2 separate regions of the Homo sapiens genome follow, and region 2 is linked to region 1. Evidence: read pairs that join two places in POLR2A ChIA-PET (ENCODE). Cell type or tissue: Panc1. All regions are shown on one strand.

Evidence for each region. ChIA-PET counts read pairs that join two places held together with the same protein. Peaks named below come from ENCODE experiments on the same cell type or tissue, not always from the same donor. Only the 100,000 strongest peaks of a DNase experiment are listed, where the experiment ranks them.
Region 2: POLR2A ChIA-PET joins it to region 1 with 15 read pairs; 2 of 35 experiments call an interaction of 5 or more read pairs at or near these places.

Annotation. Positions count from the first base shown.
Region 1 is chr6:106,101,339-106,109,338 of GRCh38, forward strand. PRDM1 (PR/SET domain 1) reads left to right here. Exons shown (of 7, transcript NM_001198.4): 5 at 3,487-4,595; 6 at 5,033-5,161; 7 at 5,573-8,000. The coding sequence ends at 6,148. Among named protein-coding and RNA genes, the nearest start is that of PRDM1, 19 kb to the left of the region's middle. RefSeq lists enhancers at 3,436-4,150, 4,151-4,864. In Panc1, no CTCF peak of the experiment used is centred here; no DNase peak of the experiment used is centred here; H3K4me3 peaks cover 679 bases; H3K27ac peaks cover 725 bases.
Region 2 is chr6:105,567,794-105,575,793 of GRCh38, forward strand. No RefSeq gene overlaps it. Among named protein-coding and RNA genes, the nearest start is that of LINC02836, 61 kb to the right of the region's middle. In Panc1, no CTCF peak of the experiment used is centred here; no DNase peak of the experiment used is centred here; H3K27ac peaks cover 2,949 bases.

The DNA of each region.
Region 1 (8,000 bases):
GGGTTTAAAGGCCTGGCGTTTTTATTCCTCAAAGAAAGGTTTTGCACAGTATTTTAAGGTTCAAGTGCTTCTACTTTGTGTTCAGAAGCAACTGTCATATATACTGTGAAATGACACCTTTTATTTATCCCTTTTTATTTATGCAGTATGTCCCCTTTTATTTTGGCAGAATTTTTTCTAAATGGTGGTTTAACATTTTCAAGCACATTTCATTGTCCAATATTCATAGTAAAGAATGAGAGTTAACAATAACCAGTCACATTAAAACAAGATTCCTGCTGCCAGTTGTGAAACCGGTTGTCTTAGGCGTGGCAGCTGATGATTGAGACTGTGATCAGGAAAATTTCCACTATTTCATCAGGCCTAATAGGTAGATTGTGTCTCCAAATGAACTGTGTTGGGTTTCCATGCTTAAAGCACAATAGAGGTGGTGCAAGAATCTCCATGAGGGCTTAAATGGCAGTGATGGTTCAGGCGGTAGAGTTTGGAGAAGAAGGGATTTGAAACAAACCAAAGGAAAGAAAAGTAAGTAGCCAGAAATCACAAAATGGCATTTTTCTAAAAACAAAGGAAAAGGAATAAAAGAACTAATAAGTTTGAAACCCCTACCCCTCCCAAATTTGGCAGGGGGGGAGGTATTTTTTTTCTATCTATCTAACTAACCCATCTAGAAAACAGTTGACCAAATTATAGACTTCTAAATGTTAATCTGCTTTCTCAGTTTCAGTTGAAAAGAGACTTTGTTTTGCCTACTGCAGAACTTCTAGGTTCTTTCTTATAGTCTTGGGGTTCTTATTATAGATCGAAAATGTGAGTCGGCATAATTAAGCCATTCGGAGTCTTCAGAAGCAGTTCACTCTTGAAATGACTCCGTCCGCCTACAGCCATTTAAGATTTCAGAACAAAAACAGATCTTGATTTTCTTTTTCATGTTAACTCAAGCTGTTGCTGAGTGGGAGAGTCAGAAATGACACCAGCTCCACTGATTACTCAGCTGCTGAAGGATGATTTTTTAAAATGCACCTTTACTGTATATGGACTTCCTAATTTCCACCTGTAGAGCATCTTAGGGAGGCTAACATGTCACTCTGGATGTTCTTTTAGAATAAGATGCAAATCTATTTTTCTGAAGGCATTAGAGATAGCAAACATTTATTGTGAGTTTACTATATACTAGGCACTGTGCTAAGTGTTTTGCATAGAAAGTTTAAAATTCTGGCTTTTTTGTTGGCCCAATCATAAGTTTCATATCAGTTCAACATTCAAATTATATTAAGGTACTTAAGAAGAATCCCTGGCTAAATGTGAGGGGCAGTGCCACAGATGGACTGAAACTTTATGCTTATTGCACATTTATGCTATTATTATTTGTTGAATTATAGAACCAAGGGAGTGTGGAAGCCACTGGAAAAAATATGAGACTTAGATACATAATTTGAGTAAAAATGGCTCAAAGTCATGAGGGTAAAGTTTTTTGTATTTCCATTTTATTCGAGCGGCATCGTTTTTAAAAATCATTATGAATTTGACCCTATATAGATGTTTCCAAATAATTCTTTTTCACCTTCATAAAATTCCTTCCTGTGGCTGTGAGATGCCTTGCCTATCAGTTTTCAAGCTTAGTTGTCTTTCTCATCCTTTACCATTTTAGCTTTAAAAAACAAAAGTGACAATTAGAACTTCCTGCCTGCTGGGCCTCACTGAAAGACCGATATTGGCCTGATAAGGAGATATTTATTTTGTTTTAGTGGCTTCAGAAATCCCTCTCCCTCAGCAAGCTTTCCATCACGGCCCCCCCGTCAGCATCTTCCCTGATAGCGTTCTTCTCTGTGTTTATTCTGGGGCTTCAGGCTCGCCCAGGAGGAACTGATAACCGCTGGCAGGAGATAACATTCTCTAAGGGGCTCTCAAATTGGAATCGAATCCCTCAAGCCAGTCAGCCTAGAGAATACATTTAAAGGGTTCAGTTCTGGAGTTTCACAGAGTTCATTTCTAGACCTATCAGATAGCAAGTGTGGAGTTCTTTCTCAACTAAATTCAAGCAGAGACATTTTTTAGACGATGAAGGATATTTGCACAAAGGCTTCAGCATGATCCCCCAAACCTGCTGCCTCTGAAGGCATCTCCACACATTGACAGCCAATGCCTTCAGTGCGTTCCTAGGGCAGGTGTCCTGGCTTGAGTGACTGTCCTCCAATAATCAGAGCTCAAACTAAACATCGTATGTTTTACTTTTGGTTTCCAGGCAAGGCTGAGCAGGGAATTTTCAGTTTTCCCTGCCCAGATGGGTGTTTTTTCCTGAAGGCATCATTTATTGTGTAGCGAGGAGACAGGGCTGGCTGTGGCAGGGATAGTCTAGAACTGTCCTCATTGCTGCTGTTCCTAAATAGTATCTTTACCAAGTAATAACGTGCCGTCTTTGGGAATAAGTGCTTTCCTCTTAGCCTGTTCTGTTTTCTTGGGTGCGCTAAGTAATTGAACTGGCTCAGGAAGTACCTATTGTGGTTTGGCAGAGGTGACTGTCACGCCTTGTGACTCCAGGGGCCAGCACTGCTGGGATCCTGGCTAGACCAGACAGAGCCTTGGTGAAGTGCTTAGGCTGTCTGCACATCGCGAGGAAGGTGGTATTCACTTCGCTAAGCTCCTTGGCATAGGCAGTTTGAACAGGGCTTTATCAAATTCGTATTCAACAAGAGTAGAAGCGAAAATTGATGACTGTGTATTACTTGAAATGAGTCTTAATCTTTCACATTTAGTTCTCAGGGTATGCTGATTTCCTTTAGGTAAACCATGAACATCAGAAAGACTTTTATTAACCTATGACAGGGTCCCCACCCCAGTATTTTTCCACTCCATTAAAATGGAAGTTTTTTTTTTTTTTTTCTTTTTTGAGACAGAGTTTTGCTCTTGTTGCCCAGTCTGGAGTGCAATGGCACAATCTCGGCTCACCACAACCTCCACCTCCCAGATTCAAGCGATTCTTCTGCCTCAGCCTCCCAAGTAGCTGGGATTACAGGTGTGCGCCACCACGCCCAGCTAATTTTGTATTTTTAGTAGAGATGGGGTTTCTCCATGTTGGTCAGGCTGGTCTCGAACTTCCGACCTCAGGTGATCCGCCCACCTCGGCCTCCCAAAGTGCTGGGATTACAGGCAAGAGCCACTGCATCCAGCTTAGGCTATCTTACTCCAGCCTAAACAGCAATTTTCTATCATAAGGTCTGTACTAATGAAAACAGAATCACCCAAGGCTGCTGTTTGTTCTGTCTGTGCTGCCATTGTCCGCATTTTGCTGAGGAGGAAACGGAACTGCACTTTTGAGTGAGTGGCCCAGAGCCTTCTAGAATGAGAGTGCGTTGGAAGCCAGATATGTGGCGATTGTGTCGCCAGCTGTTACTCAGGTTTTCTCAAGAAGGAGGAGCAACTTTGGCAGTTTTGCTTCAGTTCTCTCTAGCCCTCTGTGTAATCGCCCCTTTTTCTTTATTTCAGCACAAACACAGAGCAGTCTAAAGCAACCGAGCACTGAGAAAAATGAACTCTGCCCAAAGAATGTCCCAAAGAGAGAGTACAGCGTGAAAGAAATCCTAAAATTGGACTCCAACCCCTCCAAAGGAAAGGACCTCTACCGTTCTAACATTTCACCCCTCACATCAGAAAAGGACCTCGATGACTTTAGAAGACGTGGGAGCCCCGAAATGCCCTTCTACCCTCGGGTCGTTTACCCCATCCGGGCCCCTCTGCCAGAAGACTTTTTGAAAGCTTCCCTGGCCTACGGGATCGAGAGACCCACGTACATCACTCGCTCCCCCATTCCATCCTCCACCACTCCAAGCCCCTCTGCAAGAAGCAGCCCCGACCAAAGCCTCAAGAGCTCCAGCCCTCACAGCAGCCCTGGGAATACGGTGTCCCCTGTGGGCCCCGGCTCTCAAGAGCACCGGGACTCCTACGCTTACTTGAACGCGTCCTACGGCACGGAAGGTTTGGGCTCCTACCCTGGCTACGCACCCCTGCCCCACCTCCCGCCAGCTTTCATCCCCTCGTACAACGCTCACTACCCCAAGTTCCTCTTGCCCCCCTACGGCATGAATTGTAATGGCCTGAGCGCTGTGAGCAGCATGAATGGCATCAACAACTTTGGCCTCTTCCCGAGGCTGTGCCCTGTCTACAGCAATCTCCTCGGTGGGGGCAGCCTGCCCCACCCCATGCTCAACCCCACTTCTCTCCCGAGCTCGCTGCCCTCAGATGGAGCCCGGAGGTTGCTCCAGCCGGAGCATCCCAGGGAGGTGCTTGTCCCGGCGCCCCACAGTGCCTTCTCCTTTACCGGGGCCGCCGCCAGCATGAAGGACAAGGCCTGTAGCCCCACAAGCGGGTCTCCCACGGCGGGAACAGCCGCCACGGCAGAACATGTGGTGCAGCCCAAAGCTACCTCAGCAGCGATGGCAGCCCCCAGCAGCGACGAAGCCATGAATCTCATTAAAAACAAAAGAAACATGACCGGCTACAAGACCCTTCCCTACCCGCTGAAGAAGCAGAACGGCAAGATCAAGTACGAATGCAACGTTTGCGCCAAGACTTTCGGCCAGCTCTCCAATCTGAAGGTAGGCCTTGAGAGAGAGCAGTCCAAGGGGCTGTGAGTGCATGCTTGTGTTTGTATTTAGCTTGCTTTCCATGGGGTATCGATTGCATTTGCAGTAGTATGAGCCCCCGGTTGGGGATAGTGGGTATGGATTCCGCCTGGCTTTTGCCACTTCTAGCTCTTTGACTTTGGACAAGTGACTTCCCTTCTCCTGATTTTCTTCTGAATAATAAAAAAATTAGGGGTTTGGACTAGAAGATTAGGTGAAACTCCCTGCTAGCCTGTGATTTTTGTGCTTTTAAGAAAAACACCATTCTGAAAACATGAAGATTTCTTCTTTTTAAGACTGTCTTGATGCTTTTCTTAAGATATTTGCATCAACACTTGAGTCTTGGAGCAGAAATGTTAGGTCTCAGAGCCAGCTTGAGAGCAGAGCTAACACATGTGGCTTCTTCCCAGGTCCACCTGAGAGTGCACAGTGGAGAACGGCCTTTCAAATGTCAGACTTGCAACAAGGGCTTTACTCAGCTCGCCCACCTGCAGAAACACTACCTGGTACACACGGGAGAAAAGCCACATGAATGCCAGGTGCGCAGTATTTTCTGGGTAGACCTTCTGACCTTTGTAGAAAATGTCTGTGAGTCACCCTCCCATGTCCTATATAGCCCGTAGTTAAAGCCAACACCAGATTCTGCGTTGTCCCATCCTGGACTGATGGCACTATGGTCCTTCCCAGTACTTTGTATCTGCTGATGACTTGAGATGGCACAGCCAGCTTCCAGTGGGTGGGAAAATGGTAGGGGAAATAAACAGCCCCTCGTGTGCTGTGTGCCCACATCCCCCCGTTTGCTTAATACCACACTGGAGGTGCCACAAGGAGGCTTCTCACCTCCTAGGTTGCTGGGCGTTGGCCGGTAAGCCTGCCCCTCCCGTTGGCAACTCTTAATCTTCTGGCCTTCCTGTCTCCCTTCCCTGCTGTCTCTCTCCCCTACACTGTAGGTCTGCCACAAGAGATTTAGCAGCACCAGCAATCTCAAGACCCACCTGCGACTCCATTCTGGAGAGAAACCATACCAATGCAAGGTGTGCCCTGCCAAGTTCACCCAGTTTGTGCACCTGAAACTGCACAAGCGTCTGCACACCCGGGAGCGGCCCCACAAGTGCTCCCAGTGCCACAAGAACTACATCCATCTCTGTAGCCTCAAGGTTCACCTGAAAGGGAACTGCGCTGCGGCCCCGGCGCCTGGGCTGCCCTTGGAAGATCTGACCCGAATCAATGAAGAAATCGAGAAGTTTGACATCAGTGACAATGCTGACCGGCTCGAGGACGTGGAGGATGACATCAGTGTGATCTCTGTAGTGGAGAAGGAAATTCTGGCCGTGGTCAGAAAAGAGAAAGAAGAAACTGGCCTGAAAGTGTCTTTGCAAAGAAACATGGGGAATGGACTCCTCTCCTCAGGGTGCAGCCTTTATGAGTCATCAGATCTACCCCTCATGAAGTTGCCTCCCAGCAACCCACTACCTCTGGTACCTGTAAAGGTCAAACAAGAAACAGTTGAACCAATGGATCCTTAAGATTTTCAGAAAACACTTATTTTGTTTCTTAAGTTATGACTTGGTGAGTCAGGGTGCCTGTAGGAAGTGGCTTGTACATAATCCCAGCTCTGCAAAGCTCTCTCGACAGCAAATGGTTTCCCCTCACCTCTGGAATTAAAGAAGGAACTCCAAAGTTACTGAAATCTCAGGGCATGAACAAGGCAAAGGCCATATATATATATATATATATATCTGTATACATATTATATATACTTATTTACACCTGTGTCTATATATTTGCCCCTGTGTATTTTGAATATTTGTGTGGACATGTTTGCATAGCCTTCCCATTACTAAGACTATTACCTAGTCATAATTATTTTTTCAATGATAATCCTTCATAATTTATTATACAATTTATCATTCAGAAAGCAATAATTAAAAAAGTTTACAATGACTGGAAAGATTCCTTGTAATTTGAGTATAAATGTATTTTTGTCTTGTGGCCATTCTTTGTAGATAATTTCTGCACATCTGTATAAGTACCTAAGATTTAGTTAAACAAATATATGACTTCAGTCAACCTCTCTCTCTAATAATGGTTTGAAAATGAGGTTTGGGTAATTGCCAATGTTGGACAGTTGATGTGTTCATTCCTGGGATCCTATCATTTGAACAGCATTGTACATAACTTGGGGGTATGTGTGCAGGATTACCCAAGAATAACTTAAGTAGAAGAAACAAGAAAGGGAATCTTGTATATTTTTGTTGATAGTTCATGTTTTTCCCCCAGCCACAATTTTACCGGAAGGGTGACAGGAAGGCTTTACCAACCTGTCTCTCCCTCCAAAAGAGCAGAATCCTCCCACCGCCCTGCCCTCCCCACCGAGTCCTGTGGCCATTCAGAGCGGCCACATGACTTTTGCATCCATTGTATTATCAGAAAATGTGAAGAAGAAAAAAATGCCATGTTTTAAAACCACTGCGAAAATTTCCCCAAAGCATAGGTGGCTTTGTGTGTGTGCGATTTGGGGGCTTGAGTCTGGGTGGTGTTTTGTTGTTGGTTTTTGTTGCTTTTTTTTTTTTTTTTTTTTTAATGTCAAAATTGCACAAACATGGTGCTCTACCAGGAAGGATTCGAGGTAGATAGGCTCAGGCCACACTTTAAAAACAAACACACAAACAACAAAAAACGGGTATTCTAGTCATCTTGGGGTAAAAGCGGGTAATGAACATTCCTATCCCCAACACATCAATTGTATTTTTTCTGTAAAACTCAGATTTTCCTCAGTATTTGTGTTTTTACATTTTATGGTTAATTTAATGGAAGATGAAAGGGCATTGCAAAGTTGTTCAACAACAGTTACCTCATTGAGTGTGTCCAGTAGTGCAGGAAATGATGTCTTATCTAATGATTTGCTTCTCTAGAGGAGAAACCGAGTAAATGTGCTCCAGCAAGATAGACTTTGTGTTATTCTATCTTTTATTCTGCTAAGCCCAAAGATTACATGTTGGTGTTCAAAGTGTAGCAAAAAATGATGTATATTTATAAATCTATTTATACCACTATATCATATGTATATATATTTATAACCACTTAAATTGTGAGCCAAGCCATGTAAAAGATCTACTTTTTCTAAGGGCAAAAAAAAAAAAAAAAAAAAAAGAACACTCCTTTCTGAGACTTTGCTTAATACTTGGTGACCTCACAATCACGTCGGTATGATTGGGCACCCTTGCCTACTGTAAGAGACCCTAAAACCTTGGTGCAGTGGTGGGGACCACAAAACAACCAGGGAGGAAGAGATACATCATTTTTTAGTATTAAGGACCATCTAAGACAGCTCTATTTTTTTTTTGCCACTTTATGATTATGTGGTCACACCCAAGT
Region 2 (8,000 bases), 530 kb before region 1:
AGGTGAGATACCATATTTGCTGGGCTCTGTCGCTCTTTCTTTATTAATTATGATTAAGTATAATCTTTGCAAAGTAGCCCTTTCCCCCACACCATCTGCTATTCCTTTCCCCCATAGCATCTATTTCAGTTAATGAGTGGGATACCCTTCAATGGAGAATTTAGGGAAGCACTGGTGCATGTGAACCCCCCTGGGCCAGGAGGAGGAGAAGTGGATCCCGCTTTCTGACACATTTCAGGGCAGGTAGTTATTGTCCTGTTATAGACTGTCTTTGCTCAACACCATTAGTCCACAAATATTCCCAGTCTCTGTTTAAGCAGTTTTAAAAATAAATGTTCTATCTGCATTTACTTGATTATTGAATATGGTTTTTAAAAAAGATTATGAGAACAAAAAGCCCTTATCATCCAGAGTTTCAGACAAAGCACTGTGTAGTTAGACTCGTAGAAACAGAAAACATGCCAAGGTGCAAGGTAGATAAGATAAGCTAGCTTATGAGAAGCCAGGACTAAGATAATGTCTACATGAATCACGGTTTTTCTTGCAGAATTGGGGCTACAAATTGCCCTTTGCCTGTAAGAATATATCCCACTCATACTAATGAGAATGGCATGCTTGGGCCAAGGACAGATGCAGCCCTTTGGGATTTCAAAACTGGGTGAAGACTTTGATAATGGTTGAGCAGCAGGTCAATATGTTGATCATCACATGATGGAATTAGAGACTATGATCTCTTCTTGCTTCAAAGTTCTCTAGAGGAATGATATGATTTTTTTGGTGTGTTCCCTTACCTGCACCATGCCAAAAAATAACGTTCAAAGTAGAAACAAGACAGAATGATTATACATATCAAGGAAATTTGGTCATTTTTGCCTTTCATTAGATAAAATTGGGTGTGTTTTCTTTTAAAAAATAAACATGATTTGATCAACCTTATTTCTATGCATAAAGTCTAGTAGATAAAAGGCATTGGTAAATAGTCACTGAATGAAATAATGTATGATACTAACTTGTTAACTTGACCTTTCTCCCCAGCTCTTTATTTATAAAATGATTCTTGTGCTATTCCAAATGCCAATTGGAGGGTAAAGAATGAGCAGGCCCCGAGGGAAACTCCAGAGAAATGGAATTAAAATTCTAACTTATCTCAAATCTTCAGCAAATTCCTTTTCCCATTTTATCTACTTGTAAAGTCTCCAAATTGCTCTGCAATTAGATTACTCTAAAGTTAGAATCAACACCAGCATTATTGAGCCTCTTAGAAGTAGTCTATTTCAGTTCTACTTTTTGCAGAAGGCAAACTGACCCCAGAGAGATGAGTGAGTTGGCCTCTCTTTAGTTATGCATGTTGGGAAGATTTTTATTTTGAATATTCTTTTTGTTTAATTGAAATGGTGAGTTAATATATTTGCCCATACTCACCACCCAGGAGAAAAGTCCCCAGAGTTTTCAACTTCACATTTGAACAGTTCTGGGGCAATTTCATTTGCTGGTCAAACTTTGAGGGCTGTTTGTCTGGATGGTGGTCCTTATGGGAGCTGGCTTGTGGGCGCCCCCACAGGTAGTGTATCCCTCTCCCACCCCAAAAGGCCAACCCTCTCTGGCATGGGCATTGCCAGAAAACAATAGGTTATAGATTGGATAAAAAATTCACAAACATCATTGTAGAACCTGCTTTCTTGGGAGCAAAGTATCTTCAGGTAGAAAATTTAGATGAGAAAACATCACATATGTGCAATGAAGGTAAATACTGTAGGCCATACATTTTTATCTATGGTTGACTTTACGGGATTAGCTTTTTGAACGAGTGCAAGGCACTTTCACAGCTCACCTGAATTTTATTTGAAAAGTCAGCAGAAAGTATACATTTGTTTCAGAGAAGAGGAGATTCATGGGTAAACAGACACAGAGCTATGAAATGGTTAATACCCAGGCTAAGTATAATCCTGGCCAGTTATTTATGATATGATTCATGAATGTCAAATAGAAAGAAAAAGTTCACTTTTAAAACCATTGGCCCAAGGATAAGGTCTTTGAGAATTTCATCCCAAACACTGTTCCCTGACTATTCAGATCCTCCTAATGTTGACGGTAGATAACCTCTTGACTTTTTTTTGGCAATATGCCTTGTCTTGTGAACCTGGAGTTAGACAGAAAAAGATAACACCTTCCCTCCTGTGAACTTTGACAAATGACAAGTTCTGAGTCTACTGGAACCTCTTTACTCTTATCCAGAGAAACCTACTAGTCAGCATGTTCTTTTTAGTTAAATCACTCACTTTCTAAGTTCGGCTTAACCTTTGACATGGCATTTTGTTATGGGGCTATGGATTCTTCGTAGGTTTAACAAAGATTATGATACCAATAAGGATTTTAATCTCATGTGGGCTTGTGAAATTCAGTGATAATGAATATAAACTAATTTGTGATGTGGGGGATGGAGGTGGGATTGAGAGGCAGTTTTTCACATGTGAAGCTAATATCTCACAGCTACTTTAGTGGCACATTTAACACACCATGTGCCTAGGGTGGTATATGTGACCGGATGTGGGCTCTGCAGTCACATGTCCCAGTGTTCAAATCCTGATGCTGCCCCTTTCTGGCTGGGTTTTCTTTTTGACAAATTATTCAATTTTGTTAAATTCAGTTTTCTCATCAAAATGCAGTTACAATTCCTATTTCATAGATCTATTGTGATGATTCAAGAATATATAAAAATTCCTACACATAGTGCTTGATAGTGATAGTAGTTCAATACAAGCTACTTTTCTAATCTCTCCATCTAGTGGCCATCAAACCAGCTTCGGTTATCAGAAGGTCATCATCATTATGTGGTTTTGACTCTACACCGATCCTTGAGTATAAGCCTTAAGAATGATATGAGAATAAAGCTCTAATATCCAAAGCTTTAAAATGGGTTAATCATTTATGTTTGCACGATTGTGAAAACTTACAATGCCTTGGTAACCTAAGCTTCATATCCCTTAGAGGGTACCTTGCTGAAAGCATGCCTTTCTGTCACTGAGAGAGTCAGCTCTTCTTAGCCATTCTTTTCTGTCTCTCCAAAGAGCTGGGGAAATTTGTTTCATAATCTTCTCTGCCACAAAAAACATCTATAATTGACAGGAGAAATGTTGTTTTCATCAATCCCTGAGCCTTCCTTTCCTCACTGAAATGAAATCTATTTGTAGTTTTGGGATTTAAGAGGCAAAGCAGATAAGCAGAGAAGGTAATGGTATTCGTATCAGTTGTGATAAAAATGGCTACATTTATGAAACCACAGATGCCATGTATTTTACATATCTTCGAATCCCGACAACAACTTTAGGAAGAGAATTATATGATCAACTTCATCATGCAGATGAAGAAACTAAGGCACAAAGAGGCTAACTTGCCCAAGGCTTTCTCTAAGAATGTGGAGGTGGGAATTTACACCCAAGTCACTGAATGAAGAGTCATGAACACAAGTCACCACACCATTGGGAGACTGATAGCAGTGAATCAAGCCAAGGAATAGTTGTAGTAGAAGCTCACCAATGCATTCCCCTAGTGGACTATTTCCCAGCTGTGGTATCCCAGAAATGGTGAGGTGTCCTAGAGATCCTCATTGTTCTTTAATTAAAATGAAGACAGCTGTCTCATCTACATCAACTATCATATCTACATCCCTTACACAACTAAAAGAGTAGATTTTGGGAGGATAGTATTTGTATTTGTTAATATCTGGTTACCCTGGAAAGACTGAAGGGTACTTGGGTATCCCCTGGATCTAGCTCAGGATCTGGCACATGACTTAAATACTAAATGAAAGAAATGATATGTGTGGAATCCTAGTGCTTTCCTGCTTAGTTGGGGAATCTCAGCCTTACTTTGCATCCTTCATCTCTTTCTATCACATGTGAAAACCTATGAAAGCCCAAATGGATGGATGAACATATAAGCCTGAATTACACTGGATACAACCTGACATATTTCCCTCTATTTCAAGCTGAAGACTGACTAGAATGTGAAGAAGTAAGATAAAAATCTAAACTAGATACTGAATGGAAACAAAGGAAAGAAAGGGGAATAAAAACAGTCTTGCTTTGTTTTCTGTTGCTATAACAGGATACCACAGACTGGGTAATTTGTAAGGAACAGAAGTTTATTTGGCACATGGTTCTGGAGTCTAGGAAGTCCAAGAGCACAACACTAGCATCTGGTGAGGGTCATCCTATGGCAGAAAGGGGAAGGTGGAAGCAAGTGCTCAAAAAAGAGAAAAATGGGGGCTGAACTTGTCTTTTTATCATGCCTGTGATAATGAATCCACTCTTGTGATAATGGCATTAATCCACCCAGGAAGGCAGAACCTTCATGACCTAGTCACTTCTTAAATGTTCCACCAGTTAATACTGTTACGATGGCAATTAAGTTTCAACATGAGTTTTGGAGGAACATTCAAACCATAGCACAAGATGTAGAAAAAGAAGGCAGTGGTCACCAATTGAGTAAGAAATAAATGTCACTAGTTACAACCTTGTCATACTGGATGTGTTGGATCATCCATTTTGGCCTCCTTTCACCTCCCCACGGGCCCTTCTCTGAGTCTCTGAGGTCTTCACCCTCTTTTTTGCAATGACCATTACCTAGGGCTTACTCTTCTTATTCCTCAGTTAATGTCTTCTTGTTCATACTTTAAACTTGTGATCACCACGGACGATACTTTTTAAATGGGTTGTTGTATAATCCTTGCTGCAGCTCAAGGGAAACATTTTCAAGTTCACACTAATATTATTTAATGATCATCTGTATCTTGACTGTCATGATCTACATTGGTCACCTGGAAATTTCCTAGAGGAACTGGAGGTGTAGGTCCTGGGTAAAATCATGGGCTTTGAAGCTAGAACCATTGTAAAACATGGCTGTCTTATTTATTAGCTGCGTACCTTTAGCAACTGACCCAATCTTTCCTATCTGTACATTGGGGATGAGACTATTACCTACAATACAGAGTAGCTACCAGGATCAAAGGACAGCAGGGGGTCTTAACTTTTTGTGCCATGGATCCATTTGCCAGTCTGGGGAAGCTCTTGGAACTTCTTATCAGAATAAATAAATTTGAAATACATAAAAGATTAATAGTATAAAGCCACCCAATCATATTGCTACCAGGATATTTTATAAGCAAAATTGCAACTAGTAATAAACATATTAAATAACAAGATCTAAAAGTGGTTTTGTTACCAACAGGAACTTTCAAGTTTGTGATGAGTAAAAAATGATGTTTTGAGATATCTGTAACAACTGTAATACAATATCAAAATACTTGTAATTTCTATTGGTGACAAAGACATACATAATTATCACTAACATTACCAAAGTTCACCATTTGTATCTATAATGGTAAAAAATGCCAAATTCTAGTTAAAGGTTAGTGAAAATAATATGTAAAATTTTTTCACTTAAGTTCAAAAACCCTCAATTCTAGCCCCAGATTTTTGGACCCCAGGCAAATATCGTGGATTGAAGTCATACAGGGTTTAGCACAGTGTTTGGCTAATAGTGAGAGCTCTATAAATTACTCATTACTCAAACATTTTCTCTTAGGAATTGAAAAGATTCCATGCTATTAGGATGAACCACATGAAAGTGCCAATTTTATATGTAAAAAATCATATTTCAGTAATTTCATATGATTCAGTCTAATTTAGGAACTCTATAAAGTAACATGTGAAACTTTTAATTCTTCGGTATATACTGAGGGTTTTTTTTCCCTAAGAAAATGTATATTAGCTTACCGGGTTTTAAAAGGCATAGACCATTTGGAATTCCACATTTGATTATTTCTTTTGTTTTTTTTTTTTCCCAGTATTTGTGGACAAAGACAAATGGACACCTTTTGGGGTTATTCTAAGATTTATTATGCTTCTTAACATACTTCTTTATCTTCTTAATTATAGAACATTTGTTATGTCTGGGGCTTACTCATTCCTAATGATTCATTTAGACCTAGAAAATCTCTCCCCGATTGCCAAAAACTTTAGTCTTATTAATTTTGAGGGAGTCTATGACCTAACTGCATTTAGGTATCACTTTAGAAAGATACTTGAAATAAGGTACCCCAATAATCTTCAAATGAGTATCTAGTATAGTCACAGCAATAATCTGTCACCTTGGGCAGCACTACTTTGTTCCCAGATGCAAAGGATGGTGACGGGAAGGCTTTCAGTTACTTGATACAATGCAAGTTCTTATAACAAAGTGTTCTTGCCAGTTTACTTGCCTGTAGACCCAGTTAGATGGTAAAATCTGAGAGCAGGGAATTAATGCTCTCTCTTGTTCATTTTGGTGTTCCCCAGTACCTAGCTCTGTGCTGGCACAGAGTAAAACACTCAATGAACACTCACTAAATGAAAGAATGAAGAGATGAAGAACTGCTCTTCTTGCTTCCAGTGGATACAAGAGAAGAGTCAGGGGGCTACGATTCTAATTAGGTTTGTTTTCAACATTCCAGTGTTAGTTTTTACTGTCAGCAATATTGTCAATTCAATAAAGTATAATTACATAAGAGGAAATTAATTTTGTAAGCATTTAAAATAGTCAGGTTGGGCTGGGCGCGGTGGTTTACGCCTATAATCCCAGAACTTTGGGAGGCTGAAGTGGGTGGATTACTTGAGGTCAGGAGTTTGAGACCAGCCTGACCAACATGGTGAAACCCCATCTCTACTAAAAGTACAAAAATTAGCCAGGTGTGGTGGTGGGCACCTGTAGTCCCAGCTACTCAGGAGGCTGAGGCAGGAGAATCACTAGAACCCGGAAAAAACACCTTTCAAGCATTATCAAGCTCTTCAGAGGCATCTGCTCCCATTCAAACTGCTGATCATATTGTTAAAAATTGATAGATTATGGGCAATATTACTACAAGAAATATTAAAATATGCTCATAAGACAACATGAAAATACACCTGGCACATAATGGAGGCTCAAAAATATGATAATTGGATTAAGTGAAAAATATCACATTGTTTTAATTTTTGTTCTTTAAAATTTGTGACAAAACTTGAGCATCTTTTCACATATTTATTAACCATGCATATTCCTTTTACTCTGAGCCATCTCCTTCTATATTGATTGCCCTTCTTGTTAAAAATGGGCTCTTCATATTTTTAGTTGTTTTATGAAGGCTCAATCTTTGGTCCTAAAAACTGATAATAATTTTCCCCTGTTTAACATGTGTCTTTGGGTACGGTTTGTATCAGTATGTATGTTCTTGCCAACTCAATAATAAATATTTTTAAAGTCTTTCCAGTATATTATAAAAACTATGTGCAGTTTTATTTAGTTCTCTTAATAGTTTAATTTTTTACATTTATGTCTTTGCTACCTCCATTTTGGGGATAAGGAATTAGGTAGAAATCTAGCTTTACTGTTTCACAAATGGCTATCCAGGTGTCCCAAAAACTTTTTATTGTAAACCTGATTAGAAACCCCAATTTTACTGAAGTTATCCATAATCTTGTGGTTATTTTTGAGTTCTTTCCATTGAGCTATCTATTGTTGCAAACCACAATTACAGTTGGTTTATCCACACTTGTGTTTTTCTTTCCCAGAATTTTCTTTGCTATTCTCAAATGTTTATTTTTTGGATAAACTTTACAGTCATTTTGCAAGTTTGCCTGAACTTGTGATTTTGCTTTGGATTTTATGAGCATTTAACTCAGTGCCTGACATATGGTAAGATCTCTTTAAGTGTGAAAATATAATTGTAATTATTACATCAAATATAATGACAAATATGAAGAGGATTAACATCTTTGCAATATTGTCTTCCTAAGATTTGGATAGGAAATTTACCCATCTGCTCATAGGGAAAAACTATGCTCTTTCTTCATGTTCCTAGTGTTCACTAGAGTGCTTGTATAGAGCACATACTTAGTAAATATTTGTGAATTGCATTGGTAGTATCTAATTAATTTGCCAGTAGGTATTGTTAAAATACTTTAATATTCCTGTGATTTCAG